Linked DNA regions of Homo sapiens: region 1 is linked to region 2. A link is an interaction called in ENCODE POLR2A ChIA-PET data of the cell type or tissue named here. Cell type or tissue: Panc1. All regions are shown on one strand. Links, peaks and the distances in the headings refer to the core of each region. The heading gives the core; the rest is flanking DNA.

Region 1 (13,149 bases), core at 1-8,000, 98 kb before region 2:
TGGATCATGTCAGGAGATTGAGACCATCCTGGCTGACACGGTGAAAGCGCGTCTTTACTAAAAATATAAAAGATTAGCCAGGCATGGTGGCATGCACCTGTAGTCCCAGCTACTCGGGAGGCTGAGGCAGGAGAATCACTTGAACCCAGGAGGCACAGGTTGCCAAGACTGCGCCACTGCACTCCAGCCTGGGCGACAGAGTGAGACTCTGTCTCAAAAAAAGAAAGAACAACAACAAAAAAGATTGGGGAATCCTAGGAGAAAAGAGTCATCTTAATCGCAAATAGTTGAATAATCTTCATTTGTAGCCTTAAATTTTATTGTTACTTGGAGGATAATCTCTTATGATATGCTCAGGGCCCTAGAGAGTTGACACTGTCATATTCCAAGTTCTTAAGGATGACTTGGGTGAATATTTAAGGGCACAATTCTCAGATTTTATATATGACACGGAACTGGAAAGGGTGTGTTAAGATTATAAAAGGAAGAGGAATTCATATCATCATCTGTTGGGCACTTACTTGGTGTCATTAACTATACTTGCATAGGGGATATGGAGATGAGTGTTTACCCTTGAAAAACTCAAAATCTATGGGAGGACATAAACTGGAAAATCAGTGTTTTACCACATTTCGTGATAATTGTACAATAGAGGGGTGTAGGATACAATTTTTCAAAAGGGGTTTGAAAGGCTGGAATGAAGAGCTGAAAAACATGAAGTTTAATGGCATGAAACATTACGTTCTACTTTTAAATTAAAAAAATTGTATTCGAGGATGAGGTGGTTTGACTTTATACTGTAGCCATTTATGTGAAAAAGATAGAATAAAGGTTTTAGTTAACATAAGCAACAGGATGATGTGGATGCAGCCCCCTCCCTGCTGAAATAAAAGAATAACACATACCATACATCCCCTCTTGTCCAAATAAAACAAACCTAAAACGTGAATGACTTGTTAGGTTATATTGGTAAAAATACCATGTTCATATTAAGAGGGATAGTAATACTGCTGTGTTGGAGACTAGTCACACCATATCTAGATTATTTCATTCACTTCTGAGTACTATGGACTGCAGAATGCTTGAGAATGATCAGGAGTGGGAAGGGGTCTAGCTAGTTGAAGGAAAAGAGTCCTTTTAACACATTTTAAGCATTTTAAGAGTCAATTTTGGTATACCAAGAGGACGAAATTTTAGAGCCATTGGGCGGACTTTAAAGGGAACTTTCAATTCCTAGAGCTTTTCGCTAATGTGGGCAGCTTTTAAAGGTTGTGAACTCTTAGAAGTGTTTTAGCAGAGGCTGGGGGCCCAGTCAAGAAAGTTGGAGTAAAACTTCATATATTAGATGGAGTTTTAGACAAGAAGATCTTTAAGTTCTGTTTTTGATACTCTGTTGCTGTTATTTCCAAAAACATTTTCATACTATGTGATAGTGTCTGTAGTTGTTATTACCATGTAGCATTGTGTGGACATTGGCATTTGCCTTTTGAGTCTGAGCTCCACTACTTGCTAGCTCTGTTACCTTCAGTAGGTTACTCCTGTTACTCGGAAATAGTTCAGTACCACCCCTCTAGGACTTTTCCTTAATCTCTATACTAGGACCCAGACTGAAGGCTGTAATTTAGACTCTTTAGTTTAGAAGATGCATTCTTGTCACTTTTTGTTTTGTTAATACGTGTTTCTTCTTTTAGGCTTTTCAGCTTTCTCTCAGATAGGGTATACTGTTCATTGTCTCTTGTCTTATCTGAAACTTAGATCATCTAATTGCAAATGCAGTGTTTTGTTTGTTTTTGGTAAGGGGACAGTTAGGAAAGAATAATCATCTTTTAGAATTTAATAGACTTAAAACTTCTTAAAGCCCTACTTAGTATTTTTAAATTCTAGATTTTATTTGAAAAGTGAATGATGATTGTTCTCATGATCAAGTACAGTACTAATTTTTAAAAGACCTACCTGTTTGTAGAATATTGAACATGGCCTGTAGTTTTTCTTTGCAGTATTTCTTGGTCCTGTCTCCTGTATTTCCACTGCACAGTTCCTTCTTACCTTACATGTAGATAAATCCTGCGTGTTGCCATGTCTTTTAGCCAGAAGGTTTATTTCTTAGTTTTTTTCTTATTTCAGCCATCCTATTGGTGGTTACTTCGGTAACTTCCTTAAGCACTATTTCAATTACATCTTTACTGCCTCTAAAATATGCATTTATTCCACTGCCTGCTCATGTTATACTGTATAAATTCCTTGACTGTCATTTAGTGCCCCCGTCACCCATTTCCTGTCCGTGTCTCAGTGTAACATATACTCAGCTCTGGCTGAGCTTGTGATAAGACATTGTATTAGTTATGAACTCTGGAATCAGGTCAGATTTGAGCCCTATCTCCATCATGTAGTTACTGTGTGATTTTAGATGTAATGTCAGTTTTCTTATCTATACAGTGAGAATAATAATGCTCTGTCTTGTAGGTTCATATGAGGATTAAATAAGATAATCATGCTTACTATAATTAGTATGTTACTGGTACATTATAAGTATTTAATACATATTATGTTTTGTCATTTTTAGTCTGTCAACCCATGTAAATGACGCTAAAAATTATGATTGAAAACATTTTTAATATAGAAAGATTTCACTAACTGTATGTATTGTATTTCCCCAACTGTAGAAGAGTAGAAGAATGAGAAGAAAATTTCATTTAATACAGTTACAATGTTGAATTTTGAAATTTTAAGGAATCTTTGAGAACCTCTAGTTAATCCCTCTTTTTTTTTTTTTTTCAAAGTGAGAAAACAGAACCTGTAAGATTGTAATTTGGTAAATTAGTGGCCAAGTCAGTACCAGAATCCAAATTCTGTATTTGCCAGTACCATTATATTGTATTGCACATTTATTCAGCATATTTTAGGTATTCAGTAACTTTTGAGAATTGAATTAATACGATGATTACGCATGTTTCTGAAGACTAGTTTATTTCTATGTGTTCATTGTTCCTGTCTTCTCTTCCTATACATACTCATTTAGGGCCTGTGCATTGATCCAAAAAGCATTTATTGAACATCTGTGTGCAGAGCAGCCTTTTTCTTAAATAAGAGCCATATTTTCCCACCTCTGCATAAGAAGTCTGGCAATGTGTTAGAAATTTGCACTCTAAATTTTAAAATTAAACTAAGCCCTTTAAAATTTTTTTTCCTTTTTTCTTTTTGAGACAGTGTCTCACTCTGTTGCCTAGACTGGAGTCCAGTGGTGTGATCACAGCTTACCACAGCCTCGAACTCCTGGGCTCAAGGGATCCTCCTGCTTCAGTCTCCTGAGTTCCTGGGTCTGTAGGTGTGTGCCACCAATGGGCCTGGCTAATTATTTTTTATTTTTTATTTTTAGTAGAGATGAGGTATTGCTGTATTGCCCAGGCTGGTCTCAAACTCCTGGGCTCAAGTGTTCCTCCTGCCTCAGCCTCCCACAGTGCTGGGATTACAGGTGTGAGCCACCACACCTGGCCTAAACTTTTTAGGAAAAATATTGTACTCCAATGTTATAACATTCTGAGTTGGATTTGTTATTTATTTTTTTGAGACAGAGTTTCGCTGTTGTTGCCCAGGCTGGAGTACAATGGTGCGATCTCAGCTCCCTGCAACCTTCACCTCCTGGGCTCAAGCGATTCTCCTGCCTCAGCCTCCCGAGTAGCTAGGATTACAGGCATGCACCACCATGCCCGGCTAATTTTGTATTTTTGGTAGAGATGGGGTTTCACCATGTTGGTCAGGCTGGTCTCAAACTCCTGACCTCAAGTGGTCTGCCTGTCTCAGCCTCCTAAAGTGCTGGGATTACAGGCCTGAGCCACTGCGCCTGGCTGGATTTGTTATTTTTAATGTTCAGGTTATCGTCCAGAAGGAGCTTTTTGAAGGATAGAAGTTTCATGAAATGTGGTAGTATATAAATAAGGATGATGTTTAAATTATCTATCAAAAATTAAAGCCATGGTGTACCATTTCAACAGTGTTTATACTTTGTTTAAAGAAGAATGGGATCTCTATTTATGTATAATTGCAATATTTTGTCATTTTGTGGGACCTCAATGCAGTCAATAAGATGGACCTGGAGAGGTGGAAGATAATTAACTAGAGGAGTAGGCACTACAGGTCATTTTCCGGTTGTCTTATGCTGCAAAATAGATAAAAGTTGAGAAATTGGGTGAAACAAGATTATGGAGAAGTATGTAACCAACCTGATTTGCTGCTTTGAATAGAAACTGTCTAACTAGGTTTTCTGGTTGAATGGGGCATTGTTGACAGATTGCTAATAGCTGCTTATTAACAATTTGTAATGAGAAGATTTAGAAATCATCCAAAAGTAAGCCCCATTGAATGAAGAATCTGACTTTGAAAATAATAAAATACTTTTGTTGTTGTGTGCAAGCTTTAATGTGTGCAGTTACAGAATTTGTGATTATGCATTTGCTTTTGTGGATGAAAGGCAAAAGTATAAATGAAATATTATGACATTATTAAATCCCTATTTTGTCTGTCTTTGGAATTCATTCTGGTTTACAATTCGTTATAAATTGATACCAGATAAAGACTCATAATATAGTCTGCTTAATGACTAATCCTGTAAACCACTGCAGTGGGATGTGTGAACAAGAGTAATTATGTTGTTCAACAAGAAGTACCTAATTCTTATCCACAGTGTAGATATAACCTTCAATAATGGAAGGTCACAGCTAATGAGACAATAAAACTGGCACTTTCTGTTTAGTTGCAAAAGCCTGTTTGCTTGTTGACGTTGTTTGAGTATTGTCTGTATTTATCTTTCTCAGAACATGGCCCCTGCCTCTGTGTAGTTGGGACAGAGTTTGCGTACATATATATCTGTGTTTTTGTAAAGTTTTACATATCTGAAAAGGGGATTGAATAAAATGTTATTGTCTTGAATGTATTGAACCTCCCATTCTGCACTACTCTGCCCTTAGAACACTAGAAGCCAGCCTTATACCACCAAAGCAGGAGATTGGGTTGTTCCTCTCTGTCAAAAGTGATCAGACAAAAGGAAGCAAAGGGAATCCAAACAAAATAGCCAGGTTATTGCCCAGTCATTCTAGATGAAGTACCCTGGTCTGCTCACTCACATAGATTTTCCCATCATCTTTTTAGTATCTTACTCTTAACTATGTATGCACAGCCCAGGATTGTCTCTCATTTAAGGAAAGCTTCAGGCATGAAAGGCAGATACCAGTGTAGGGAGAAGAAGAAAACAACATCAACACCCAATTTATATTCTCAAAAAAGAAAAATAACAAAATGTAGAGGAAAAAGAAAAGAGAAATGCAGAAAATTAAAAGAGTTCATGGAAATTAAAAATTTAATGTAAGCGTTAGGAGATAAAATTGAGGAAAATCCCAGAAGATAGAGCTAAAAGACAAGAGATGTAAAAATGCACAAGGAAAAAGAAAATAGAGTAAAGGAAAAATGAGATTATCAGTCTAGGAAGACCTGTGTCTGAATAATAAGTGTATAAGAAAGAGAACACAAAGACATGGAAGGAAGATTATTGTAAGAAAACTTCCCAGAACTGAAGGGGACATACATCTCTAAGTTTAAAAGGATCGACAGTTATCAGTTTATGCAATTAAAAAAAAAAAAGACCAACCCCAAGGCACAACATTGTAAAATTTCAGAACAGATTAAGAGAAGCTGCTATGATTCCAGATGGGGATATATAGTTGACTATGAAGGATTATGGGTCAGATTGGTACTAGGCTTCTTAACACTGGAAGCCAGAAAACAATAAGGAAAGGCCTTCAAAATCTTGACACAACATGATTTCCTGCCCAGCACTCTGTACTGAGCCAAACTCAGTCGTAAGGGTAAATGAAGATTTTAAAAATACAATGCAAGGAATAAAAACATCGTACCTCACATGCCCCCTTTCTCAGAAAGCTGCTAGAGGAAATACCCCACTAAAAAGAGAAAACCAAGAAAGGGGAAGTAGTGGCATAAGGAAACGGGATCCAGTATAAAAGAGAGACAAGGGAATTCCTGGGATAAGCTAAAGGGAAATTCCATGACCATAATTGTGCACCAGGCTTGGAGAGCCTACAGTCCAAATTGGAATATGGTGGAGGGCTACAGGAAAGAAAACTGATTTACCTGATGTATTTGAATATATTGAGAAGAAAGTTAATACTTTTAGCTGTTTGCAGATGAATTAGCAGTAGGTACCTAGAAACCTAAGCAAATGGAAAAATGGTGTAGTTATTAACTGTAAGGAAAGCAAAGTTATACAGAAAAGAGTAATCATGATGTACTTTTGGCTCAGCTGTGAATATTATTTACAGCCATAGTAATAATGTAAGTACTGACAATTGATTCAACCAAAAATTATGATAGAAAGATGAGGGAGAGAAGATGTAACAGAGCTAAACCATTATATTTTATAATAGGAAGTCAGTAGAGTCCTCAAAGAAAAAATTAAACAGCTGCATAGACCTACTACATAGAATATAGAGAAAAAAATGCCAGAAGAACTAGCTAAAAAGACTTGAAAGTGGTTGCCTCGGGGATTTGAAAATTGTGGGGTATGTTAAAGGGGGAAGGGACTGCTGTTTTTCTTGTAAAACTTTTTGGTTTTTTAAATTGTGTTCACGTCTGTCAGATTATGAAAATTAGTTTTAAGAGGTTGCTCCTTACAGAATGCTCTTGCATTCAAAATATATACAGTTCTGAGGCATTCTAAATCCCCTAGGATTCTGAGATCTCTATCAATTGAGGACGTAGAGTCAGCAGAATGCTACAAAATTGCTGAGGAAGTAATGATTTCTAATAGTAGTAGTGGTTGATGCAATCCTTAGTTGTAAATATTTATTTTGTTGTGCTAACAAATGGAGATTTTTAAACACCTTAAATGCAGATTAAAATATATTTCATTTCAACAACTCAGATGTGTTAGTGTTTAGTTTTCCTCAGTGTTGTCAACACTTTTCATTGTGAATTGACTGCTTTATGCTTCTTTGCAGCTTTTCTGTTGAAAGATGCTTCAGTGTTTCCCGCCCCCTTCTTTTATTTCATTTTAAAAAATACTGCATGCTTATCACAGTCCTTAAGAGTATGCAACAGCTGTTCCAATAATAGCAATAGATAGCACCTGATTTTTCATTATACCTGATTATAAGTTGCAATGGTTAATTTGAATCCACATTCTTTTCTTATCTTAATCGCCAGTTTTTAAAAGCCAAAATGTTGAAGCTTGAAATGGAGATTGAGTTAAATAAATTAATCTTCAAATAGGTTTTTCTGTTATCCAATTAAAGGCATGTGGTTCGTTTCCTCTTAATGTCAACATATTATAGCATGAAAGAAAGTACATTTGGAGTAGAACCAGTTGCATGACATTCAACACGTTTCTTAACCTTGCTAAGTCTTATTTTCCCACCTGAAAAGTGAGAACAGTACCTGCCTGATAATTATGACAATTGATGATGAATCCTGTAAAAAAAAAAAAAAACACCCAGTTACTCAGGAGGCCGAGGCAGGATCACTTGAGCCTAGGTGTTTGAGAACAGTCTGGGCAACATAGCAAGACCCTATCTCTTAAATAACAAACAAAACTAAAAAGCTTGGCTTGCTGATAGCAGCTACTATTTGAGTACCTACTATGTACCAAGTATTGTTATTGCTGCTGCTACTCTTTGTTTCAGAGAGAGACAAAAAATGTAATTGAGGGCGCTCAAGTTTATTGTTGTGTCATAAACTTTTTTGGACCATCAAGCAAGAGATTTTATGAGAAATGTCAACATATTCTTCTACAAAAATAGGAAAATGATACATCTGCATTGCATCTGAATCTTTGTACCTATGGAATAAAGACAAAAGCTGTCATCAATGCAGAGTTTACAGTAGTCACTGAATTTTGCTGGTTTGTTTTTGATTTAGGAGAATGGAGTTGAAATAGTTCTCTTCAAAATTTGTACTTTTTTTTTCTGTAAAATGCAGTACATTTGACCCATGCCAACTTAAATTTATTTTTAACCTCTAATCCTTGAAGTTTCATGTTATTTATTTAAAAGCAGTTTACTTATTAATAGTACATTTCAGTTTGAAGTCCCTGTTCCTTTTTAAATAATAAAAGTCTTTAGAAGTATTTTGTACTCTTTTGGTGAGTAGGGAGAAATTGATATCCTGCTGATATTATAGTTAGTAATTGTTTACAATCTTTGATAACATTAAAAAGAGAAAACATTTCTAAGATTTGGGTGGAATTTGTTAAGGTTTACGTTATATCTTTGCATGCCTCTACAGAACATGAATTTGAGCATTTATTTGGATAAGTTATCGCTGTAGATGCTACCTCCCACCCTTTCTTCTGGTGTCCTTTCTTACTTGTTTATTTGTTCGTTCATTCATTCACTCATTGATTATGCAGGCATTTGAAGAGTTTCCACTGTTGTCAGGCCCTAGTTGTAGATGCTGAGGGTAATATGGTTGTGTACCATGGAGAACCCTGGTTTGCTTATAGAATCACTTGTGTAAACAGAAAATTACAATAAAGCAAAATAAATGCTAAAATACAGATGCGAAAAGTGGCCTTTGTAAAAATAGTGAGAGTAAAGATCATCCTACCAAGGCTAATGGCCAAAGGCTAACAAAAGCTGGACCTTGAGGAAAGAGTTTTCCAAGCCAGAGAAGTAAAGGAAGGACTCATATTTCTTTGATTAACCAGCTATATTGCTTATAAAGCTCTTTATATACTTTTCTCCTCAGTATTTTATTTTTTGCTTAATGGTTTTGCCACCTGCAAAGAACCCTTAGAGAATTGGCTGGGGTTATCATTGTGAGTGGTGGTGAGTTAGGGAAGGCAGCATAAGCATAGCTTTTGTGTATTTGGTATGAGGTGAAGGAATTAGTTGGAGAAATAGAGAGCAAATGGTAAGCTTACATGTGTCTTTTTATCCTAATACTCCCTGTCAGTGGTGATGCAATCTTTTAGGATTCTGCTAATAGCTGTGTGATCTTGGGTAAGTGATTTCTTCTCTTTGGATTCCATTTTCCACCACTTTAAAATGGGAGGATTGGTATAGATGGTCATTTCCTATTAGTAGGTGGGGAAAAAGGAGAAAGGGGGACTAAATAAGTTTGCGAACATAGGTAAACAAAGTTAAATAGATTACTGCAGCCTCATGCATTATGGCATATGAATTGGGTTGCTGGACTTCTAGCTTGGCCTTGCAAGTTAAGTGAGAGTCAGTAATATGAGTCCAGCTCTGTCTTTTTCCTAATGGTTTAGTGGAAAGAGCATGGGCTTTAGAATCAGACATATCTGGGTTTGAATCCTGACTACTCCTTAGTAGCTTTATGGCTTTATAAGTTATCTAACCTTTCTGAACTTGTCTCCTCATGTATAAATCAGGCAGGATAATACCTTGCGGAGTTGTAAAGATAATGACATTCCATGTGAAAATATCAAATAGAATATCTGATATATAATTGGTCAAAAAAGGTGTAACTTAAGTCTACAAATTCCAGAGTTAGTACAGAATGTAAGTAACACTTGATAATAGCTATTGATATCCTGCCTACATCTGGTGTTTGAGATGGACTGTTTGTTGTTTCATATATACTTATAATTCTTCCCCAAGAAAACAAAATATTCTTGAGAGCACATCATTACGTTTTGCCATCTACATAGCACTCGACATTCTCCTGGAGACTCAGTAAGTGCTTGATAAATACCTGACAGTTTCATCAAAACAGTGGAATAAAGTGAGGTGTGGTTTTCCCTGGTGTATACTTTATCCTATATTTCTTATAACCAAGGGTAGAAGTCAATGAATTTATGAATATTAATTTTAAATTTCTTTGGTTACTTAACGTTAAATGATTAAATTTGAAGTTTGAAATAATAGGATTATAAGTGAGCTGGCCTTTATTTGCTTAAGTAAACCATAAGAAGGGGGTTATAATAAAGTGTCATTTAATAGTGTAAATTATATTATTGGAATACTAATGTTTTACATTTTGTTTTTTCTCTAAGCAAATGGTTATGAGCCTTAGAGTTTCTGAACTCCAAGTACTGTTGGGCTACGCCGGGAGAAACAAGCACGGACGCAAACACGAACTTCTCACAAAAGCCCTGCATTTGCTAAAGGCTGGCTGTAGTCCTGCTGTGCAAATGAAAATTAAGGAACTCTATAGGCGGCGGTTCCCACAGAAAATCATGACGCCTGCAGACTTGTCCATCCCCAACGTACATTCAAGTCCTATGCCAGCAACTTTGTCTCCATCTACCATTCCACAACTCACTTACGATGGTCACCCTGCATCATCGCCATTACTCCCTGTTTCTCTTCTGGGACCTAAACATGAACTGGAACTCCCACATCTTACATCAGCTCTTCACCCAGTCCATCCGGATATAAAACTTCAAAAATTACCATTTTATGATTTACTGGATGAACTGATAAAACCCACCAGTCTAGGTAAGATTATTGTATGATAGTATTTGGTTACTTTTGCAGGATGAATTTTCGTTTTAGGCTTTTACTTTGACCCAGTTTATTATTCATAATGAAATTTTCATTTGATAGTAACAGCTGGATAATAATGAAGATCTTTCAAATTTAGATAAAATCAAATATATAAAAGCTGTCTTTCAGGAAAAAAGGTAGTATAGTGATGGTTACTGACAAAGTAAATATTAAAAAGTTTCAAGAATATAAACTTCCAAAGAGTAGTATTTTAGAAGGTTGATTAATATTTTATAATATCTCATAAATTAAATTAAAACCAAATGAATCACTACAAGTCTCTGATTAGTTCTTAATTTTCAGGGGTTGATGATCTCTAAAACAAATCACTGACTAGTTTTGATTATTTAAATGAGTGAATGGTTTTAATGATCATAAAAGGAGACTTGAGCTTTGATGTATGCTAGTTAAATTTCAGCTGATTTTTTTCAAGTGGAGAAGTGCATGCTTTACAGGCATGCACATGCACATGCACACTCATGATTACGGTTATATAATATAAGTGCTTGAAATTTATTTTACTGTGTTGTTCCATCATTTGATTTGTAGTCTAGCATATAGAATTCAATATATTAATCAACTTGTAATTTTAATTGCTATAATGCTACCTTATTTATTTAACGTAGAATAAAACTCAACTGTTGTGACCTCTGATGCCTTTGGTATAATATATTTAAAATATCAGACTTCTAAATGCTGGTTTGTTGGCATACTACGGCTGGCAAGCTAAGTCCAGTCTGTGGCCTGTTTTTATGTGGTTCTGAGCTAAGAAATCTGAAAAATATTCCCAAAGAGTTATTAACAAAAAAGGAAAGAAACAAAAACAAAGAATGTGTAACGGAGACCATGTGTGCCTGTAAAGCACAAAATATTTACCCGTATAGTAAAAGCTTGTGAATCCCTGTTACAGATCATTGAACATTTCAGTTTGGGGGACTGGCAAGTGTTGAGAACATTTTTTGCGAATTTTTGAGAACATTTTGAAAATGTTTACTGAAATTCTATCTTTGAAATATGAAGTGTTTGTTTTTAATTATATTTAGCAGAAATTATCTGAATACACGAAGATTATAGGAGTCATTTTCAAACAACGTGAGTTTTGTATCACATTATTTTATTTTTTAAGTGGCCATAATAAGAAAACATTTTTTGAGAATCTACTGTATGCTTATAAAACTGACACATGCTCATTGTAAAAAATGGAATTGCCAAAGTTCCTTCCTTGTTAGCTGTTTAGTGTGTATGCATATATAGTATAAGCAAATTGTTTCTTGTTTTTTACAGAAGGAATCATATACATAGTATTGTATAACTTCCCTTTTTTCCCCTTAATAATATATCATATGCATCTTTTCTTGTCTGTCTGATTATGTGTGTGTATATATATATATATATATATATATCCCATTTTAAATTAAAGGCCATATCTGTATCTATCCATATCTCTGTATATGGTCTGTGTACATGTATGTATGTGTACATATGTGTTATGTATTGATCAGTTGATGAAAACGTTGTGACCAGGGGCTTGCAGGAACCTAACCCTATACTTCCCCTGGTAGCAGTGATTATATATTCGCAAATTCAGTGTTTGTGGTGATTTTATGAACATAAATGTCACAAATAGCAATAATTGACTATATTTGAAGTATGATTTGAATGCCAGTTTTCATGAATAAATCTGCTGTTTGTGGTATGTATTCACAGAAAGTCACCAAATGAATAGGTGGTATAGAATTGCTTAGTGATATGTAAATAGATTTTCAGTATCTCATCGTTATAGAATTAAAAACAAACCAATTTAATATGCATAAAAAGATCTCACCACAAAGTAATTTGTGGAAGTTTATTGGCTCAATAAATATTTGTTGAAGGGCAATGCTTATTGAATGTGAAAAATATTTATTGAAAAAAGATTTTATGTAATTAGTCTTCAGGGTGTAGGATGAGTATATTTTAAGGCTCTGTTTTTATAAATTCTTTAACATTATTAAGACTTTTTCTGTACTTCATTAAATGAAGTGGCTACATTTGTCACATAACTTAGTTTCCTAAATGATTATTTTTGCCGGTAGTTCATTTGTTTTAAATCTAAGAAAACCACGTTTTCTGGAAAATTAAATAGCTTCCAGCATTCTCTTCATTTCTAAACGTACATACATTTAAAATCAAGTTTTTGAGAACATAGTTTCGAACACCAGCTGGCTAGTTGATCACAACTATCACTGAGTCCAGAATGGGACAGGCACATTTACTTTTTCATTTTTTCCCTTCCATTGTGGCCTTAAGCACTAGATTTAAACAGATTTTAAGATGTTCAAATGTAAACTGAATGTTTTTATGCATGGTTTTGTATTTCTAACTAAAATGGAAGACAGTAGTTCTGATAATTCCCATTTTATTAGGTAATTCTCATTCATTCTTACGATCATTTTGTTATTTCTTTAAAACAATTTAAAATAATTTTAAGGCCTTTATTTTGGAGCCATAATTAAAGTATTCTTTTCATTGTCCATAATTAACTGTAAGAATTGAGAGGTGAAGTAAAAGGTGGTTGTAAAGTAAGATGTTTAATTTATTGTTTACTTTGGCCTCTCATTATCTCAATTCTGTTTGTTTCTATGAGGCTTATTTC
Region 2 (16,194 bases), core at 4,589-12,588:
CTGAGCCTCTGAGTGATTAAGTAAAATAACATTCAGAATTCACACAGTAGGTAGGTAGTGGGGCCAGGATTCATTCTAACACCAGAACTCATACTCAGGCTGCACTATAAATGACTGAGTATGACCTGCATACCTTCCATGAGTGGTGCCTCCTGGAATTGCCCATCATGCAGAACTGAAGCCTTATCAGTGCACAGGACTGTCTTACTGCTGTATATTTCCAAGTATGGGAACAAGGAAATTAGTCCAACCTGTTTCTAGTAGGAGGAGACACACATAAATAAATAACAATCAGTTTTGCATGCCTTAATGATAGGGATACCTTTTGAGAAATGCACTATTAGGGGATTTTGTTGTTATTCAACAAAAGCATCATAGGTGTGCTTACACAAACCTAGATGGTATAGCTTACTATGTACCTTGGCCTATTGCTCCTAGTTTGCAAAACTGTACAGCATGTTACAAAACTGAATACTGTAGGCAGTTGTAACACAATGCTAAGTATTTGTGTACCTAAACATAGAAAAGGTACAGTAAAAAGTATAAAAGATGAAAAATGGTACACCTGTATGGGGCACTTACTATGAATGGAGCTTACGGGACTGGAAGTTACTCCAAATAAGTCAGTGAGTGGTGAGCAAATGTGAAGGTCTAGGACATCACTTTACATCACTGTAGACTTTATAAACACTGTACACTTTGGCTACAATAAATTTAAAATATTTTTCTTTCTTCAGTAATAAACCTTAGCTTACTGTAACTTTTTTTTTGAGACAGAGTCTCCCTCTGTCACCCAGGCCGGAGTGCACTGGTGTGATCTTGGCTCACGGTAACCTCTGCCTCCCAGGCTCAAGCGATTCTCCTGCCTCAGCCTCCCAAGTAGCTGGGATCCCAGACGTGTGCCACCATGCCTGGCTAATTTTTGTATTTTTAGTAGAGACGGAGTTGCGCCATGTTGGCCAGGCTGGTCTCAAACTCCTGATCTCAGGTGATTCTCCCTCCTCGGCCTCCCAAAGGGCTGGGATTACTGGTGTGAGCCACCACACCTGGCCACTGTAACTTTTTTATTTTATAAGCTTTTTATTTTTTTTAACTTTTGACTCTTGTAATAACAACACTTAGCTTAAAACACAAGCACATTGTACAGCTGTACAAAAATATTTTCTTTCTTTATATCCTTATTCTATAAGCTTTTTTCTATTTTTAACATTTTTTACTTTTATTTTCTACTTTTTAAACTTTTTTGTTAAAAACAAAGACACAAACACACATTAGCCTAGGCCTGCACAGGGTCCGGATCATCAGTATCACTACTTTCCACCTCCACATCTTTTCCCACTGGAACGTCTTCAGTGGCAGTAACAGACATGGAGCTGTTCTCTCTTATGGTAACAGTGCCTTCTTCTGGAATACCTCCTGAAGGACCTGCCTGAGGCTGTTTTACAGTTAACTTTTAAAATATATATAAGTAAAGGGAGTACACTCCAAAATAATGATAAAAAGTATAGTAAATACAGAAACCAGTAACATGGCTGTCTTAATTTGAAGACCTCTATCGTATATGCGGTTCAGTGTTGACCAAAATGTTATGTGGTGCTTGATTGTAATCATATGCAGGAGTGTAGAGTTGGGAGTACACAGAAGGGAGTTACCAGTTTTTACTCTAGGTCCCTCCAGGTTATACTTCTGATACTGTAAACTGGCATTGCTCTAGTCTCAGTAAGTTTATAGCATGTTCAGTGTTCTATTTTTATTCATCATGGCTACATCTGGTTGAAGTAAGGAGGAAATAGTGTTAATTTAGAGAAAGTAAAAGAGGCCCAGAAAGGCTAAATGCCTTTCTTAGAGACACAGTAAATCATCGGTATCAAAGCAATTATTTTGGGCCCCAAATGACAGTTAATTTCCTGGTAGACTAGGAAATTTCACATTTCCCTGAAATTGATCTAAGTAAGCCAAGAATCTTTTCCTCATTTAACTCATATTCTTTTCAAGCCTTTATATTTTTCTTTCATATATATTTTTTTCTTTTATATGTTTTATATATATATAAAATACTTTAAGTTCTATGGTACATGTGCACAACGTGCAGGTATACATGTGCCATATTGGTTTGCTGCACCCGTTAACTCATCATTTACATTAGGTATTTTTCCTAATGCTATCCCTCCCCCAGCCCCCCACCCCAAGACAGGCCCTGGTGTGTGATGTTCCCCGCCCTGTGTCCAAGTGTTCTCATTGTTCAGTTCCCACCTATGAGTGAGAACATGTGATGTTTGGTTTTCTGTCCTTGTGATACTTTGCTCAGAATGATGGTTTCCAGCTTCATCCATGTCCCTGCAAAGGACATGAACTCATCCTTTTTTATGGCTGCATAGTATTCCATGGTATATATGTGCCACATTTTCTTAATTCAGTCTATCATTGATGGACATTTGGGGTGGTTCCAAGTCTTTGCTATTGTGAATAGTGCTGCAATAAACATACGTGTCCAGTGTGTCTTTATAAGTAGCATGATTTATAATAATCCTTTGGGTATATACCCAGTAATGGGATTGCTGGGTCAAATGGTATTTCTAGTTCCAGATCCTTGAGGAATTGCCACACTGTGTTCCACAATGGTGAACTAGTTTACAGTCCCACCAACAGTGTAAAAGCATTCCTATTTCTCCACATCCTCTCCAGCACAAGCGTTTATATTTTTCAAGTTCACAAATCTTTTCCTGGTACTTGGCAAATAATGTGGTTATTGAAAGTAGATAACTTCTCTGCTATATGGTGGCCATTGTGGGATCTGGGGACTCTACAGTGGTACAAGCTGGCTTCCAGGGAATGAGATAGTGATGTGGTACCTCCCTGTGCAGGTTTCTGCGTGGCTTTTCTGCCTTGGGCTAAAGCTAGCAGCTCAGGGACCAGATGAAGCAGATTTCCTCTTCCTGGATAGACTCAACCCGTGTTAGCTGAAGCAATATTTGCAGGGCAAGAAGTCTCCTGACATGCTGGAGATGCTAGAGGTCCAGGGCTGTAGGCTGAATTGCTCGTGATGGTTCCCAGTGAGGAAGCAATGCAGAGTGTGTGCACCTGCCTTCCTCCTCAGAGCTGCCACTTGGCAATTATGCCAAACATCATGGGGAATGATCACTATTGATTCAGTTTTGTCCTGTGAACTACTTTCATTCATAGATAAGACTGATAGCAAATATCAATGCATCTCTGTATTGTGCAGTATTTAATAGGGCATTCTTTATTTTCCCTAATCCCTAGTAAGGTGGTTCTTAAATTTTTTTTGGATCAAGGACTGCTTTAAGAATTTGAGAAAAGCCGGGCACAGTGGTGTGCGCCTGTATCCCCAGCTACTCTGGAGGCTGAGGCAGGAGGATTGCTTGAGCCCAGGAGTTTGAGGCTGTAGTGTGCTACGATTGTGCCTGTGAATAAGAGTTGGCACTTCAGCCTGGGCAATATAGCAAGACCCCATCTGTTTAAAAAAAAAAAACTGGTGAAAGCACTCTCTCCAGAAAAATGCACACACGAAATTTTGAATGTAATTCAAGGGGTTTATGACCCTCTCCACCAAAAGCTGATCTGTGAGCTGTGGATTTTAGTAAATAACCCTTGTTGTAGACTTTCCATAGTCATTTTGTTTGATAGCCAAAGAAATACTGTCATTTTTTAACCTATGGATATTTCACAGGAAATGTGTTTAATGTTCTTCTACATTGATGAAAAGTCAACACTGTATGCTTTAAATCAGCATGCCTACCTGTTGTGTTCTAGGAAATTTTTGTCAAAGCTTAAATGTTGAATAGCAATTATCTAATATTTACTTTTTCTCCCTTTTTAAAGCTTGGTAAAATGCGGCTGACAATTCCGTGTCGGGCCCTTACATGTTCTCATCTACAATGTTTTGACGCAACTCTTTACATTCAGATGAATGAGAAAAAACCAACCTGGGTTTGTCCTGTCTGTGATAAGAAGGCTCCATATGAACACCTTATTATTGATGGGTATGTTACTTTAAGTGTTTTTGGTACCTTGAAATGACCATATATTATCTGGGTTTGTTACACATCAGATTTGGGATGAAAATTCTAAGTTATATATTTGTAGGATTTTTGTGAGTCTGCAAACCAATATTTTCAAAGTAATTTATTTCAAATTAGTGTTATGAATATTTTATCTTTTTAAATTGATGTTCCCTTGGTTTGAAAATGCGTGTGTTACTGTCAGTGCCTCCTGGCATTTGTCGTTGAAAGCACTGGTGCTTTTAAGCAGGGTGTGCTTATACCTTTTCCTTTTCCTGTCATTAGTCCATCCATCCCTAGATATGCAGACCATATTGGAACAAGAATGTATGGGGAAATTTGGGTTAACTCAGGTTCATCCAAAATTGGGCTTTTCAATAGAAGTTAGCCTATTTCTGGAGATTAGATCCACCTTCAGTCATGGTCTTCTTTTTCTTTTTTGTCTTGCCCACCTATAGCATCACAAAACCAATTATTGCTTTTAACACCTCTTTGTTTTATCTATCCTACCAGACATCTTGGAATGTTCCTCTAAATTTTCTTCTATTCTGCAGCCCCCTTTTCCTCCTGCTTTTTGCCACTAAACAAAAACAAATTGTGAAAAGGAGGACATCTCCTTGATTTTTTTGGGGATGGGGGGTTAGAGACAGAGTCTTGCCATTTTGCCCAGGCTGCTCTCGAATTCCTGGGCTCAAGTGATCCTCCTGCCTTGGCCTCCCAAAGTACTGAGATTACAGGCATGTGAGCCACCACACCCAGCCTCTACTTAATATTTCCTGTACTTTCTAGCAAAACACTTAAGGCAACTTACCTGTAGTATTTAAGAAAACATAGGAGCCTAAAGGTGGTAATATCAGAAATTAAGTATATTTAGCAATACAAGTATAACCTGGAGCTTGAAAGATGTCAGACCAGTCATGGGAAACAAACAAACAAACAACATGTAACTTAAATGTTTTATGTTTAATTTTTCAGAAATGTCGGTGATCACTTACTAGTAAATCAGAATTAAATAGTGATATTTTCCAACTTTATATGTTACATAGCTTTAGGTTCTCCCATTTCTTGTTATAAAAGCCATGTACACACATACTCTTTTAAAGAAAAATTGGAAAACACAGGAAAATAAAAAGCTTTTTTCGGTATATGATTTTCTGATTTTTGTCTTTCCATAATTGTGATTGTACACTGTTAATAATTTTTGTCCTTTGGTTTCATTTAACATTATAACCTAAGAATTTGGCCGTAATTAATTTTATGCTTTCTTTATACATGTTTTTAAATGTCTGTCACGGTATTTTATCAAAGAGATTTAACCTTTGATTACATATTTGTATATGTTTTGCTTTAGTTTATCAAATAAGACATGCTTATTGTGGGCAATTTAGAATATGCAAAAAAGTATAAAGAAGAAAAATAAATACTCATGAAGGTATCACCCAGAGGTAACTACTGTCTATATACTACTCACACAGAATTTTATTTTTGAAATGAAGCTTTCTTTTGTTGACGTTTTCTCACTTTTTGTGAACATTTTCCCATATGATTAAAAATCTTTGAAAATGTCATTTTTCATGGTCACATGATATTTTCTTACATAAATGTGACATAAATTAGGCAGCTATATTCCTAGTTAGTACTAGATTTTAAGAATAAATATAACTTAAGTTGTTCAACCTTTATGTTCATTTAAAATATATTCTAAGGATGAATTGTTTTCTTATAGCTTGTTTATGGAAATCCTAAAGTACTGTACAGACTGTGATGAAATACAATTTAAGGAGGATGGCACTTGGGCACCGATGAGATCAAAAAAGGAAGTACAGGAAGTTTCTGCCTCTTACAATGGAGTCGATGGTGAGTAGTTCTTCACAAGGAAGAGGCAGTCTCCCTACTGCTCTAAGTCTGGTTTTCAATATTAAAATCCATATATTTTTAAAAATCACTGAGCAGTTTGTGGATAGCTTAATAATTCCTATTAACTTATTGATTAAATGTTCAGAAGTAATAGAACTCCTTTTAAATTCACTTTTTTGCCAGCTTTAAAAAATTTACTGATATAAGATTTCAAAGTAATGTAATATAATTAGTCATTTGTAAACTCATACTTTTGAAACTGTACCCTTTTTAAATTTTTAACAGATTTGATACAGAGTAGTAAAGGTTCTTTTTTCATTTATTTATTTTTTCCTGGCTTTTAGTATGTTTTTGCTGTAAAGACACTATGAGTTTTGAAAATGCTATCATCGTATTTAAGTATGTCAGATACTATACAGACAAAAATTAATATACCGTCTGCTCTCAAATTACTTTTCTTCTGAAGTGGACATATGACACATTTTGATTGTTTGCTCTAATTCAGTAATTTATTATTTTGAAAAATAATTTACTATTATTAAATAATAGTTTTAAACTTAGAAGAACAGAGCCACTGTTGGTTTTCTACTCTCTGGCTCCAACAATATTGTGAATCTAAACTGTAACTGATAAACTGTAGTGACACTGAGAAAAGAGAGATGTCATAGCTCTTCCCTTGCCTTGTATTTTAATCATTCCCATATAGGATGCTTGAGCTCCACATTGGAGCATCAGGTAGCGTCTCACCACCAGTCCTCAAATAAAAACAAGAAAGTAGAAGTGATTGACCTAACCATAGACAGTTCATCTGATGAAGAGGAAGAAGAGCCATCTGCCAAGAGGACCTGTCCTTCCCTATCTCCCACATCACCACTAAATAATAAAGGGTAAGTGCTGAGACATTTAAAAAAAAAAGTAATCATGAAAATTAACTTGGCAAATAGGGATTAAAGACTTGCCAAATAAAATGATTCTTGATTGTGAAACTTAACTTAGCAATCAAAGAATAGTTTGAATTTTTCCCAGGTTTGTAATACTCTGGAGGGATTGGGGTAATGCACCAAAAGGGTACTTGGATATAGTATTCTTCATATCAAAAGATCATTCTAGTACCGTGGTTCTCAAACTGTGGTGTACGTACATCAGAATTACCTGAGAGCTTAATAAAATGCATACATTGCGCCCCCATGTCTGAGTCAGGAGTAGAGACTAAGAAAATTTGTCTTTCTAGGCCAGGCGTCATGTCTCATACCTGTAATCCTAGGACTTTGGGAGGCTGAGGCAGGTGGATTGTCCAAGCTCAGGAGTTTGAGACCAGCCTGGGCAACATGGTGAAACCTCATCTCTACTAAAATACAAAAATTAGCCAAGCGTGGTGGCATGCGCCTGTAATCTCAGCTACTCTGGAGGGTGAGGCAGGAGAATCGCTTGAACCCAGGAGGTGGAGGTTGCAGTGAGCCAAGATCGTGCCATTGCACTCCAGCCTGGGCAACAGAGCGAGACTTTGTCTCAAAAAAAAAAAAAAAAAAAGAAAGAAAAAATTTGTATTTCTAGTTAAGTTCCCAGGTGATCCTGCTCCTGCTCACAGGATGTAGAACATTTGTTCAAACTGGAATGTATGCTGTAAAATTCACCCCAAGTTGAGTGTTTCAAGTGGAAAGCAGAGGAAGACCAATGATTTAAATCTGCTTCAGAATGTGAATGAGGCTGGTAGTGAATGACTTCTGTTGCAGCACACAACATTTCCCACTTTGCAGAGTTTTCTCCCATATTTTCCATTAGTCTTATATCAATAACAGTGTACCTAGGTTATACTTCAGTTCATGAAACATTGTTATCTACTTTGTATAAAACACCCTCAGCTAAGCATGGATGATAATAAAATGAGTAAGTACAGTCTTAACCTTAAACAGCTTAGCACTTTCTGGGGGGTGGTAAAACAAGTAGCATACTCCAACTATACTCTCAAAACAGGCTGTTAGTCCTGTAGACACATCAGGGATTCTGAGCAAGATTTCTAATTGTGCTGAAGCACAATTGTAGCACACTAATTGTAAATCTAGAAATAGATGTGTCCCTTTTTAGGTATAAAGCAGGAGAATCACATGGCCTGTTGCAACTGAATAGAAGCTAACCAGAAACTCTTCCAGCAAGCATTAGGGACTAAAGAAAGAATGTAGGAGAGAGAAGGAAGTCCATAGATGGCATTGTTACAACACCAGATCAAGAGCAGGCATTTCTGTGCCTGGAGTCAAATCATTTTCAGGTTTGACATTGTATGATGAGATTAAAGATTTCTATCAGTTTGAGACCAGCCTGGGCAACATGGTAAAACCCTGTCTCTACCAAAAAATTAGCTGGGTATGGCACTGTGTGCCTGTTGTCCCAACTACTCGGAGGGCTGATGGGGGAGGATCACTTGAACCTGGGAGGTGGAGGTTGCAGTGAGCTAAGATCGTGCCACTGCACTCCAACCTGGGTGACAGAATGAGACCCCATCTCAAAAAAAAATAAGATTTCAGTCAAACATTTCACACATCGGTATTTTCATTCTACAGTAGTCCATCTTGGCATACAGACAGAAACAAAGACATTAAAAACAGTATCATCATTCTAAACAAAGTGAATAATTTAAGCACAAATCCTACTGTTATGAACATGACCTCTGATAAAAGCCTATCTTGATGGCTATAACCCAGCAAGCCTGACCTTGTTATTACACCAATGTATTTTATGTCTGAGTAGGAGAAAAGGAAAAGTCACATTACCTAAAGTTAGAACAAGTATCTATAGAATTTCAATTCCAAGATATTTTGTAAATATCAAACCATAGTATGACCAAATACACATTGTCATGTGATTTTTTTAAGTGCCATAATCACAATTTTAAAAGATATTTCATAAACCTCTGGATATATAAATACTTTTGGGCTAAATGCATCATAATATATATATTTGTTCTGTTCTTTAGACTATTAATAGTAATATGTATTTATGTAAACTATGCAATAGTATTACTGACTATATATTTTTTCTTTAAAGAAAACATTTGAGTGTTTAGGAATCTAATATTTCTTCTTTGGATATTTACTTTGCTCTTTCTCCAAAAATATTTGGAGAAAATAAAATAAATAATGTTTATTATGTTTGGAAAATTACATTAAATGCATTAAGTACTTCCTGAATTTCCCAGTGACTAATTGAACCCAGCTATAGTATTTGCAAATGCCAGACATTTCTCTCTCTATTTGCAGATAAAAACAAGAAACTTGAAAGTTTACATCCTTAGAAGGAGAATAACACACCATAGTCAACACTAGTAGCCATTTTATAATAATGACTAGTTGGTAACTGGAAACCTCAGTACAGCATATTGTGTTTGTTATTGTGCAGTATAAAGGTTGAAATGCATTTCAAAACATTATCACAAATTGAAAGAAAAGCATGCAGCCAGGAATTAGAGGCAAACACTAAATGTAAAACATTTTGTTGTCTTTAGCCACTGAGTGCTTAATGTTCATCCAGAAATTGTCTATGCTGTTTGAGATGTTTTCAAAGACTAGCATTTTAAATCCTCTCTTATAATCTCTTAGACATTGTGAGAAGACTCAGCTAATGGTAAATGGTACTTTTTCTAGATATAAGAGGTTTAACAAAGTTTCCATTAGATGAAACATTTTTATGAGGCAGACGAGAGTGTGTTTTATGCTTCATATCCCATTCATTAAAATGTGGTAGATGGTCATAACTGGAACTCTATTCCTAGAAATCCAACCTTGTCATCTCGTGAAATGTTCTTTTTTTTTTTTTTTTTTTTTTTTTTTTGAGACAGAGTTTCACTCTTATCTCCCAGGCTGGAGTGCAGTGGCACCATCTTGGCTCACCACACCCTCCGCCTCCTGGGTTCAAGTGATTCTCCTGCCTCAGCCTCCCGAGTAGCTGGGATTACAGGCATGCACCACCATGCCTGGCTAATTTTTTGTATTTTTTAGTAGAGACAGGGTTTCTCCCTGTTGGTGAGGCTGGTCTCAAACTCCCAACCTCAGGTGATCCATGCGCCTTGGCCTCCCAAAGTGCTGGGATTACAGGTGTGAGCCACCACGCCCGGCCCTCTTTTGAAATATTCTATACCACTGAAATTGCATCCCCATGCCCCAGGTACTTTACATGAAGCATTAAAAGCAAAAGACAGCCTCTTTATTGCTTCCTTTCTCTTTATTTTCTATAACACATACACCTTCAGCCTCTTGTATTGTTGGGGTAACATATAACCCTTATGTTTCCTTCTAAGAGGGCTACTATAATTGTTTTTCTTTTCAAAATTAGCTTTGTTTTTGTTTTTGTTTTGTTTTGAGACAGGCTCTTGCTCTGTCACCCAGGCTTGAGTGCAGTGGTGCAATCACGGCTCATGCAGCCTCGACCCCCCAGGCTCAAGCAATCCTCTCATCTATCTCCCAAGTAGCTGGGACTACAGATACGTGCCACCAGGCCTGGCTAAGCTTTTTAATTTTTCGTAGAGACAGGGTCTCCCTATGTTGCCCAGGCTGGGCAACTTCTGGGCTGAAACTATCCTTCTGCCTCAGCCTCCCGAAGTATGGGGATTACAGGAATGAGCCACCATGCCTGGCCCCAAAGTTAGTTAAATTATTATTTTTTCCTTCTTCTCCTTTTTTCCTTTCCCTTAATTGTTAGTAAATTTTAAAAAAAAAGCTACTTAGCTATTTAAACTTTTCACTGTTTTTTAGAGTCCTAATTCTTGTTTTATGTTTTCTTTTTCCAGTTATACTGTTCTCTCTTTAAAAACTCTCCACTACCTATTCGTTTTGGAGTATTTCTTCTTGTTTCACTACATTAGATTCAGCAGGGCTTTTATGCAAACAATGTGCTGATAACTGTACTGGGCATTGGGTATACTAAACAATACCCAGTTTTTGCCCTCCTAAAGATTACAATCTGAGGGGCCAGCTGGTAACTCCGAACCACTCAGATTGCTTCATTCCCTCTGTCTTATTATATGTATTTTCTTTGCTAGGGCATACGTATGCTTCTTAATAGCCAATACTCTGGTGTTGTTTTAAAAGGGTTTCCGACTTTCATTTGATGTAGGTATCTTTCACTCATATCCCGTTAAAGTGGCTCAACTGTACCTTTCTCTTGCATTTTGAAAGCATAGGTGATGATATTCCAAAGGCAATGTGAGGTTTGTGAATGTTGGATACCATTGCATCTGTCCACTTCTTCCTGTGGCCTCTGTTAAATGCTATTATGTATACAAATTATTTTCTCATAATTGTGTATAATCTAAATTATACATTGCTTTGCTTGGTTTTGTTCTTATTTCCAGCACTAAACCGAGGGTTCATTGTGAGATACAACCCCTTTTTTTGTTAACCTTGAGAGTTTAACTGGCTAATGAAAACTATGCCAATCTTTCCTTCTTCCAGCATTTTAAGTCTTCCACATCAAGCATCTCCAGTATCCCGCACCCCAAGCCTTCCTGCTGTAGACACAAGCTACATTAATACCTCCCTCATCCAAGACTATAGGCATCCTTTCCACATGACACCCATGCCTTACGACTTACAAGGTGAGTCACTGGTTCTTCTACATTGTCACATAGCATTATGAATGCCTTTGATCTATATAATTCTCTTCTAGGTGAATCTAAGGAAGAACTGGAAGACTGAGCCAACAGGGCCTTGGACCCAGGGAACTGAGAGAAATAATATGCCGTTGTTATAAATACTGACCCAGTTCGTTGATTGTACTGTCATCAGTAGCCAGTGTTTTACTCCCAGTGGTAAAACTAGTGCAATAATCTTTAGTTTTTGTGAGCTCCTGAGTACTCTGCAAATTGTTTTTGAATGACTGCTAGTATGTGGGTTTGAATTTTGGTATTTATGAACATTATTTTTTTTTGCCGTGGGGAACGGAGTCTTGCTCTGTTGCCTGGGCTGGAGTGCGGTGGCACGATCTCAGCTCACTACAACCTCCGCCTCCCAGGTTCAAACAATTCTCCTGCCTCAGCTTCCCGACCGAGTAGCTGGGATTATAGGCGCCCACTACCACACCAGGCTAATGTTTTATATTTTTAGTAGAGACAGGGTTTCACTATTTTGGTCAGGCTGGTCCTGACCTCGTGGTCCTCCTGCCTCGGCCTCCCAAAGTGCTAGGATTACAGGCGTGAGCCACCACGCCCAGCCCTGTGAACATTATTTATTGTACCCTGACTTTAGTTGTAATGCAACAGGCATTGTGGGTAACTATGTTGTATTATGTTTTAGATAATGGTGAGTTGAGACATTTGAAAGTTTTAGTTTTTATTCTAATGAATTTGATCCTTCTTAAAAATTTTTTTTTTAATTTTGTGGGTACATACTAGGTGTATACATTTATCTGATCCTTCTTTTTAAAAGCTGTTTGAAATGTCAGTATACTCATTTATATATTTTGAGTTCATAATAATCATTTATATTATCAAAAAGAATTGTTTTTATATCTTTGTAGCATAATAATTTGAATATTAGTCATATAATCTAAGAACTTTTTTTTATTAAAAAAGCCATATATGCTCATTGTAGAAAATTCAACACAGAAACATAAAGTGAAAGTTTCCCTCTACCTATCCCCCAACCCCATTCCCGGGAAGTTACAGCTAGTGTGTGTGTGTGTGTGTGTGTGTGTGTGTGTGTGTCGGAGTTTTGCTCTTATTGCTCAGGCTGCGTGTGTGTGTGTGTGTGTGTGTGTGTCGGAGTTTTGCTCTTATTGCTCAGGCTGGAGTGCAATGGCGCGACAGGCATGTGCCACCACGCCTGGCTAATTTTGTATTTTTAGTAGAGACGGGGTTTCACCATGTTGGTCAGGCTGGTCTCAAACTCCCGACCTCAGGTGATTCGCCTGCCTTCGCTTCCCAAAGTGCTGGGATTACAGGCGTGAGCCACTACGGCCAGCCAGTTACAGCTGCTCTTAACGGTTAGATATCTTTCTATACCTTTTTTTCTACATGTATGAAACGCACTGTCACTATCAAGAACAACAGTGCTATGCATTTTGTAAGCCTTCGTGTTGTAATCGGTTATAATGTAGACAGTGAGTAGATGCCCAGAGTATCTGTGGTGTTGTAATATATTTATCTATAGCTGCGTGTTTTACCTTTCCCCAAGTTTAGATATCATAATGAAGCATTTAATTCATGCTTGTTCACTTGCTCTTCATCGCATTACACACTGGGTGATCTAGAAAAGAATGTTAATTGGAAGGGGCCTCCTTGCAGTGAATCCTCAGCAGCCAGGTAGCAGAACTACTCCTTCTTATGTAATAGTAGCCAGTTTGCAGGCACTCAAACCTCTTCTCCCCTCATGCCACTGCAGTCTGTCAGTTGAATCTGATAGCAAATGAGCAAATTTAAGAAAGAAAAATCAGTACTACAACTTACTTAACCTAACTCTTTCAACTTCAAACTTTCTCACCTGCAAAATGAGGGCAAAACTAATTACATACCTCATGAAGTGCTTGTGAGGAGTAACTTAGAGCAGATTGAAAGTTTCCTTAAGAGGAGTCCAGAGCATTTGTTAAAAGTACTATGCCCGTTTAAGGATCAGTGTTAGATCTGACAGAGTAGTAATGGCCCCAGTCCCCCAAATGGGGTCACGGAGAAGACAAATCATTGCCAAAGCTTAGTTTTCAGCCTTAGTAATCTAAAGAAAGGAGAGACGTAAAACGTTTAGCTCAACTCTTCATGTTTAAATAAAATTCTGAGTGACATAGCATATAAGACTTGTATTTGTTTTTGAAGTATTGGGGCATTTGGAAGAGTTTTTCCTTCTTTTTTTTTTAAACTGAAATAATTTTTTCTTCCACAGGATTAGATTTCTTTCCTTTCTTATCAGGAGACAATCAGGTATGTTATGAAAAATTTACTATTATTTTAATTGTACATTAAAAATACAGTCATGCGCCACATAATGACATTTTGGTCAATGACAGGCCATATATGCATTCCATAAGATTATAATGGAGCTGAAAAATCCCTACATCAATTATAGCCATGGTAACATTGTAGCACAAGGCATTACTCACATGTTTGTGGTGTTGCTGGTGTGAACAAACCTATGCTGTCAGTCATGTAAAAGTATCACACGTATAATTATGTACAATATAACGATAATAAACAACTCTGTTACTGGTTTATGCATTTACTATATTTTTTATTGTTATTTTAGAGTGTACCTCTACTTTTTTTTTTTTTAAGTTTGCTGTAAAACAGTGTGCCATGTTATTCCAGGACAGCCTCATACATCCCAGTTTGCCACATCTCTTGATTGCATCATTTCCTCTTGTGCTTGATGAAAATCTTGTCTTGTTTTGTTCATCATGGCCCCTAAGCATACAAAATCCACAGCTAATGTTGCCAGTAAGAGGCCACATCGAGTGACTGACATGGAAAAAAATTAAGTGATTAAGGACGATGAAAGTGGAAGATCAGTGATAGTTATTGCTCACCAGTCAGGCAGTCCCATTCTACCATAGCTACAGTCTTAAAGAACAAGAACAAAGTGATAGAAGCTGTTAAAGGATCTGCTTTGTTCAAGGCAACAAGACTAACAAAAATTTGAGAAGGGCCTGTATCAGATATGGAGAAACTTGTTAGTGACCTGGATTGAAGACCAGACACAGAAACATATCCCTCTCAGCACCATAATGATCATGGCCAAAGCAAAAAGTTTGTTTGCAATGCTTAAAGAAAAGACTGGACCCAACTACAGTGTTAAATGTACTGCTAGCTCCGGGTGGTTTAAACGATTGAAGAATCATTATTCATTATGTAATATCAAAGTGAGTGGAGAGTCTGCAAATGCAGATGTGAAGGCAACTGAAGAATTTTTGGAAACTCTAGATAAGCTGATTATGAAGGAAGATTACTTGCCAGACAAATTTTCAATACGCATGAAACCTCCCTATTCTGGAAATAAATGGCTGAAAGGACTTTCATCCATAAAGAAGCCAAGTCAATGCTAGATTTCAAGGCTTTTAAGGACAAGATAACAGTCTTGCTTGGGGCCATATTGCAGGCTACAAATTGAAACCCTTTGTGATCTGGCACAGTGAGAACTCCAGAGCCTTCAAGCATGTCAGCAAGCACACACTGCCCGTGTACTACAGGAGCAATAAGAAGTCATCGATGACCCAGCTTTTCTTCCAGGATGTCCTCCCGAATTGCTGTGCCAGCAAAATGGAGAAGTACTGTTGAGAGAGTAACATACTTTTCAAGATGATGATTTTTGTTGATAATGCTCCCACACATCCTCATTTCATTGGTGATCTTCATCCCAATATCAAAGTGTTGTGTCTCCTTCCATATACCACCTCTTTGATCCAACCAATGAATCAAGGAGTTGTAGCAGTTTTTAAGGCCTATTAAAAGATCCTAAGGAGGATCTTTGCCCAGGCTATTGCTGCAACTGAAAAACACCGAGAGGACACTGATGCAATTCTGGAAGGTTTACAACAGCTATGACTGCATCAAGAACCTTGCTTGGGCATGGACTGATGTCACCAAGGAGTATGTGAATGACATCTAGAAGACACTGAAGAAGTTTGTTCATGACTTCAAAGAATCTGCTAAGGATGAAGAGGTTGCAGAAATGGACAAGGCTGTGGTTGACATGGCAAACAACTTTAACCTAGATGTAGATGAGGATGACATTGAGAAGCTCCTAGATGTGGTTCCTGAGGAATTGACTAATGAGCTGTTGGAACTGGAACAGGAACACGCAGCTGAAGAAGGTGCAAGAGAAAAGGAAACTGCAGGAGACAAAAAGGAAGAACCTCCAAGAAAATTCACAGTGAAAGGTTTAGCAGAAGCTTTTGCAGACCTCAACAAGCTCCTTAAAAAATTTAAAAACATGGGCCCTGGCTGGGCGCTGTGGCTTACACCTATAATCCCAGCACTTTGGGAGGCCAAAGCGGGTAGATCATGAGGTCAGGAGTTCGAGACCAGCCTGACCAACATGGTGAAACCCCGTCTCTACTAAAAATACAAAAATTAGCTGGGCGTGGTGCTACACGCCTGTAATCCCAGCTACTCGGGAGGCTGAGGCAGAAGAATCACTTGAACCTGGGAGGCGGAGGTTGCAGTGAGCCGAGATTGCGTGCACCACTCTACTCCAACCTGGGTGGCAGAGCGAGACTCCATCTCAAAAACAAAACAAACAAAAAAAACATGGGCCCTAACAATGAAAGGTTTTCATTAATAGAGAGGAATGTTTATGGTACATTATCTACTTACAAGCAAACCTATGATAAAAAAGAAACC

The links. Peaks named below come from ENCODE experiments on the same cell type or tissue, not always from the same donor. Only the 100,000 strongest peaks of a DNase experiment are listed, where the experiment ranks them.
Region 1: POLR2A ChIA-PET joins it to region 2 with 14 read pairs; 5 of 35 experiments call an interaction of 5 or more read pairs at or near these places.

What each region holds. Positions count from the first base shown.
Region 1 is chr15:68,076,285-68,089,433 of GRCh38, forward strand. It overlaps PIAS1 (protein inhibitor of activated STAT 1), which reads left to right. Exons shown (of 14, transcript NM_016166.3): 2 at 10,022-10,466. Among named protein-coding and RNA genes, the nearest start is that of PIAS1, 29 kb to the left of the region's middle. In Panc1, for the core only: no CTCF peak of the experiment used is centred there; no DNase peak of the experiment used is centred there; H3K27ac peaks cover 2,309 bases.
Region 2 is chr15:68,169,889-68,186,082 of GRCh38, forward strand. PIAS1 (protein inhibitor of activated STAT 1) reads left to right here. Exons shown (of 14, transcript NM_016166.3): 9 at 3,844-4,004; 10 at 5,749-5,879; 11 at 6,586-6,766; 12 at 11,324-11,466; 13 at 13,742-13,779. LOC105370871 (a long non-coding RNA gene) reads right to left here. Exons shown (of 2, transcript XR_932396.3): 1 at 13,380-16,194; 2 at 12,410-13,263. Among named protein-coding and RNA genes, the nearest start is that of CALML4, 27 kb to the right of the region's middle. In Panc1, for the core only: no CTCF peak of the experiment used is centred there; no DNase peak of the experiment used is centred there.